Linked DNA regions of Homo sapiens: region 2 is linked to region 1. A link is a loop called in an ENCODE intact Hi-C map of the cell type or tissue named here. Cell type or tissue: heart left ventricle. All regions are shown on one strand. Each heading gives the region's core, and the rest is flanking DNA. Links, peaks and the distances in the headings are about the cores only. Region 1 overlaps OR1F1 (olfactory receptor family 1 subfamily F member 1). Region 2 has its middle 13 kb from the start of ZNF174.

Region 1 (2,908 bases), core at 291-2,790:
AGTTCCTTCGGGCGCCTGGGACTCCTTTCTGGAGGATCAGACGAGTCGGGCTCCGCGAAGCCCATGCGGGCTGGAGGATCGGAAACCACGCGGGAGAGGATAGCGCCGGTGGCGCGAGGACGCAGACTGCAGAGCTCTACGGGGAATGGGAGTTTTCTCTCGTTCACTATGGCGTCCCCGGCGACCCGAATGGAGGCTGCTGCGTTGCAAGAACTGGGCTAAGACTATTTTTTTTGAGACAGGATCTCACTCCCGTCGCCCAGGCTGGAGTGCAGTGGCGCCATCTCGGCTCCCTGCAGCCTCCACTTCCTAGGCTCAAGCGATCCTCCAGCCTCAGCCTCCCAAGTAGATGGGACTACAGGCGAGCGCAACCACAACCGGCTAATTTTAAAATTTTTGTAGAGACGGGGTCTCGCTATGTTGCTCAAGCTGGCATACTTCCTTGAATAAATGCCCAAACCAATTCTAGGGTCATTTTCTAGCCACCCGCGATAAGTTATTCTGTCTTTTAATATTCTCAGTAGGGCACGTGGTAACTGCCCCAGTGGCCTGATGGATAAGGTACTGGCCTCCTAAGCCAGGGATTGTGGGTTCGAGTTCCACCTGGGGTAAGACAACACCGACCGTAGGTGACTTGGGGTAAGGTATCACGCCTTTTAAAAAGGACAAAGCATGGAGACACATAAGTAGAAAAACTTTGCAAGAATAAGAAGAAACGGCATGAATTTGGAAGAAAAACAGGGCATTAAACAAGACACACAATCTCCTCTCTCTCTAGGATGAGAAGAGTGAAGATTTTACTTACCTCTCTCCACATCAAAGGGACAAGAAAAAGCAATGTACAGCTTTTGTATATATCAAAGTGGGAAAATGTTGGAGGCTGGTTTTCTGTTTTGGTTTGTTTGTTTGGTTTGGTTTGTCTTTCTGTTTTAGAAAGCACCCCTTGTATACACACCTCTTTGGCCCACACGTTCCATTTCATAGAAATAAGAGTACCATGTATGTACAAGGATGTTTTATTGCAGTAATTTTGTTCAAAAACGGGAAGGGAGATGACCATGAATAGGGGATGAATTGAATACAGTTTGTTTCATTAATGTTGCTCAACCTCAGAAAAGAACGTTCAATCTATCCTGGTTGACTTGGATATCCCCCACGGGAGAGATGTATGACACTTTACAAAACAAGCAGCGACTCTGAGGCCCCAGATGTTTGTGTATGATCAGTGCCAAAGGCTCTTGGCACTCGGGCCAGAGGAGAGGAGGGGAGAAAAAAGATTCTAGTAAAATGGAAAAATATGCAGATCAAAAGTAAACAGGAACAGGAGAAAACAGAGGTCTCTTTTGGAATTTAAGGGGGGCACTTGCGGAATTGGAAGTGAGGTGGGCAGATGATCATGTGGACTTAATGTGGTTTATGATCGTGAGTGATTTAGGTCTCGCTATGTTGTTCAGGCTGGTCTGGAACTCCTGTGCTCAAGTTATCTTCCTGCCTCGGCCTCCCAAAATGCTGGGATTACAGGCGTGAGCCACCGCCCTTCTTCTGTGACTTCTGATAGTGACTCCTGGGCATGAAAGACCTCGAGGGTGGAGTCTTGGCATCGGTCCAGGATTTGGGGTCCAGCAAGTGCTGTCCAGATTGGCGTGTCACTCAGTGAGCACTCTGGTGGCGGAAGGCCCCGTGTCCCCCGGAGCACAATGCCAGCCGTGCTCCGGGAAGCGCATCCCGGCCCAGGAGGGTGCTTCTTGCTCAGAGCCCGGGTCCTGGACCCAATCTCAGACCCTGCGCCTCCGGCGCTCTCCCCCCAACCGTTCCTTCTCTTCCTGCCGCTACGGAAACAGGAGAGAATCCTCCCTAAAAAGACAGGTAACTCATTGTGCTAATTGCGTTTACTATTAAAAAAAGAAAAGAAAAGAAAACAGAAAAAAAGGCAAAAAACAAAACAACAAACAAACCAAAACAGCTACCGCGACTTGTGTGCGGGTTAAACGACGCACTAGCTTCAAATGCGGGCGTCCATCCCAGTGAGAAAGGAAACAGGGCCCGGCGCGGTGGCTCAGAGAGGCAAGGCCGGGAGATTACCTGAGGTCAGGAGTTCGAGACCAGCCTGGCTAACATGGTGAAACCCTGTCTCTACTAAAAATACAAAAATATTAACCGGGCGTGGTGGGGGTGGCCTGTAATCCCAGCTACTCGGGAGGCTGAGGCAAGAGAATCGCTGGAGCCCGGGAGTTGGAGGTTGCAGTGAGCAGAGATCACACCATTGTATTACAAGCCCGGGGGACAGAGTGGAACTCAAAAAAAAAAAAAAAAAAGAAGTGAAGACCAGCAACTACCTCTGATACAGAATCCACCCTCTTTCTTTTTCTGTTTTGAAAGTCCATTTTGTTAACTGCTATATCCCCAGTGCCTGGCACACAGAGGTGCTCAATACATATTTGAGAGCATGAATTACTTTATTGGGCAATGTGGCCCCCAGTACATCTGGGCACACCTTGGGACTGAGAACATAGGGTGGGATGTACCCTCCCACCTGGGTGCGCAGCCCCACCAGGTGGGTTTGGTCACTGAGCCCCTGCCTGGGGCTTCCAGGACCCCAGAGTCTCTGTGCCACCCGCCAGCAGGACGCGTGGGTCACGTCTCTCCTGGTGGACTTTCTCTTCTCCTGGGAAGGGCAGGACCCAGCGAGCAGTTGGTGGCACTGCCTGATTCATCCTCACGTTCATGTCAAGTGGTGAGCACACACTCCATTATCAGAAAACCTTGCAGTTATGCCCAGCTAGCTCAGCCGGTAGAGCACAAGACTCTTAATCTCAGGGTCGTGGGTTTGAGCCCTGTGTTGAGCACATGTTTCCTTTTCCTTTGCAGCCCTAGGCTGCAGAGAAGGTTGAGACATGGAGTACTCTCA
Region 2 (2,908 bases), core at 108-2,607, 220 kb after region 1:
CCTGGGCTACAGAGCAAGACTCCGTCTCAAAAAAAAAAAAAAAAAAAAAAAAAAAAAACCCACAACCTTATCGTTCTAGAGGTCAGAAATCTGAAATTGATTTCACTCAGCCAAAATCAAGCTGTCGGCAAGGCTGGTTCCTCTGAAGGCTCTGAGGGGTGAATCTCTTGCCTTGACTTTTTCAGCTTCTAACAGCCACCCACATCCTTTGGCCTCCACCCTCAAAGTGCATCACTCCAATCTCATTCCACCGCATTCTCCTCTGACTATGACCTTCCTGCTTGCCTTGTATAAGGACCGTTATGATGTTGGGCCCACCGGCATAATCCAGAATAATCTCCCTATCTCAAGATCCTTAACTTAATAACATCTGCAAAGCCCCTTTTGCCATATAAGGTAAACTTAATGGGTTCCAAGTATTAGGATGTGGACACATTTGGGGTGCCATGACTCAACCCACCGCACATATCCATCTTGAATCAAGTTAGTCAAAGAGCATCTCTCCTAAAAGAGAAGGACCATAGATTTCTACTTAATTATAAGGGTTGGGGTCAGGCGCAGTGGCTCACACCTGCAATCCCAGGACTTTGGGAGGCCGAGGCAGGCGGATCATTTGAGGCCAGGAGTTCAAAACCAGCCTGGCCAACATGGTGAAATCCTGTCTGTACCAAAAAAAAAAAAAAAAAAAAGAATTAGCCGCGTGTGGTGGTGTGCGCCTGTAGTCCCAGCTACTCACGAGGCTGAGGCATGAGAATCTCTTGAACCCGGGAGGCGAGGCTGAAGGAAGGTAGAGGTTGCAGTGAGCTGAGATCGCACCATTGCACTCCAGCCTGGGCAACAGACCATCCCCAAGCATAGCCTTCCTTTGGTATAAGGCTCAACTCCAGGCCAAGAGGACCAGGAAGGGTCCAATGGCTACAAGAACCCAAGGTCCTGTACTCAGATGTAAGTTTCCTCTCAGCCCCCGTACCCATGCATGGTCTGCCAGAGGACCTCAGCTGCTCCAATAGATTGTGATTCTCCGTATCCACCAGTCTGTCTCTACAAATTTTGGGGTGGCTGTTTGCCCTGTGACCTCACTTCTCTTACAGAAGAATTGTTGGGTTTTTCGGGTTGTTCAGCTTTTTATTTGTCATTAGAATGGAGTGACAACTTTCAAGCTCCTTATATTTGCAACCAGAGACTGGAAGTCACAAGAGTGAAACACCGTCTCAAAAAAAAGAAAACAGCAGTGAGACAGTGACTCCCTGACCTCACTGGCTAGATGAATTCCTCTTAAACCTTCTCAAAGCAAAACATGGCTCTACTTGGCTGCAGTTGCCCTCTCAATGCAGATCGCAACGAAACCCTCTCAATGCAGATCTCTGCCTTCCCGCCTCAACACTGCACCCGGGAGCCCTCCTCCAAGGGTCAGTGCCCGATAGGTTTGAGGGCAAGCCCCCGCCAGGGTGAAGCCGCCTCCTCCTCTGGGCCTGGGACGTGCTGGGAGGGAGGGAACGCGGTCCCCCGGGGAGTCACATGCCCCCATTCCCGGGGTCACCCAGGGACAACGGGCAGGAATAGACAGGTAAGGACCCTGCAGCTGAGCGAGCCCTGTGGCCGGATGTTCCAGGTAGGCTTTTCCGGAAATCGCCACCGGAGGATAGAACGCTCCTAGGGTGAGGGGCGGGGCCTCGACAGGAAATACCTGAAAGAGTCCCCTCTGAGTGGGCTGCTTGGCGCCCAGCCCGAGGAATTCTCACCTTCCATTGCCTGGCACAGCTGTCAGGGTGAAGAGGAGGCCGGGCAGCCACGGAGCCCTCTGGGAATTGTGGTTTTCGTGGGCTCCACGTACTGCTGAGCTGTTGCTTGCCTGAGACTGTTGAACCTCAAAGGGTGTCCTGGGGTTCATTCATTAAGCTTGTTCACGCAAATGACAAATATTTATTGACTGTCCACAACACGCCAGGCACCAATAGGGGCTGGAGGCAATATGGTGAACCCGGACGATGCTCATGGTCTCTTAGAAAGCCCAGTCTCCAGGCCGGGCGCGGTGGTTCACGCCTGTAATCCCAGTACTTTGGGAGGCTGAGGTGGGCGGATCACCTGAGGTCAAGAGTTCGAGACCAGCCTGGCCTACATGGTGAAACCTCGTCTCTAACAAAAATATAAAAAAAAAAAAAAAAAAAAAAAAAAAAAAATTAGCTGGGCGTGGTGGCGTGCGCTTATAGTCCCAGCTACTCAGGGAGGCTGAGGCAGGAGAATTGCTTGAACCCAGGAGGCGGAAGTTGCAGTGAGCTAAGATCACACCACGGCACTCCAGCCTGGGTGACAGAGGGAGACTGTATCTCGGGGGAAAAAAAAAAGAAAAAAGAAAAAAGCCTAGTCTCCAGCAAGGAACACATCTGAATCAAATAATTACACAAAGGCAAAACTGCAACCACACAGCTCCTAAAAGAAATGTTAAAACAGAAATGGCACAATAACAAGTGACTGAGGAAGGATCTAATTTATAAAGATAGAAAGGTTTTTGTTTTGTTTCGTTTTGTTTTTTTGTTATGTTTTGTGTTTTGTTTTTGAGATGGAGTTTCGTTATTGTTGCCCAGGCTGGAGCGCAATGGCGCGATCTCAGCTCACCGCAACTGCCGCCTCCTGGGTTCAAGCAATTCTCCTGCCTCAGCCTCCCGAGTAGCTGGGATTACACACAACCGGCCAATTTTGTATTTTTAGTAGAGACAGGGTTTCTCCATGTTGGTTAGGCTGGTCTCAAATGGGTGATCTACCCGCCTTGGCCTCCCAAGGTGCAGGGATTACAGGCGTGAGCCACTACGCCCAGCCAAAGGTAGGAAGGTCTTTATGCCACCCCCAAACATTCTCTTGCCAGGGCGATCACTTGATGACGACAGCGATTCCTCACAGAGATACAACT

What was found. Peaks named below come from ENCODE experiments on the same cell type or tissue, not always from the same donor. Only the 100,000 strongest peaks of a DNase experiment are listed, where the experiment ranks them.
Region 2: a loop joins it to region 1, with 2.1 times the contacts of the local background. A loop is called at or near these places in 4 of 110 quality-filtered maps.

What each region holds. Positions count from the first base shown.
Region 1 is chr16:3,193,380-3,196,287 of GRCh38, forward strand. All of the region lies in intron 3 of OR1F1 (olfactory receptor family 1 subfamily F member 1), which reads left to right. It also overlaps the pseudogene TRK-CTT14-1. Among named protein-coding and RNA genes, the nearest start is that of TRP-AGG1-1, 2.8 kb to the left of the region's middle. In heart left ventricle, for the core only: no CTCF peak of the experiment used is centred there; no DNase peak of the experiment used is centred there; H3K27me3 peaks cover 2,500 bases.
Region 2 is chr16:3,412,433-3,415,340 of GRCh38, forward strand. No RefSeq gene overlaps it. Among named protein-coding and RNA genes, the nearest start is that of ZNF174, 13 kb to the left of the region's middle. In heart left ventricle, for the core only: no CTCF peak of the experiment used is centred there; a DNase peak (open chromatin) is centred at 1,505.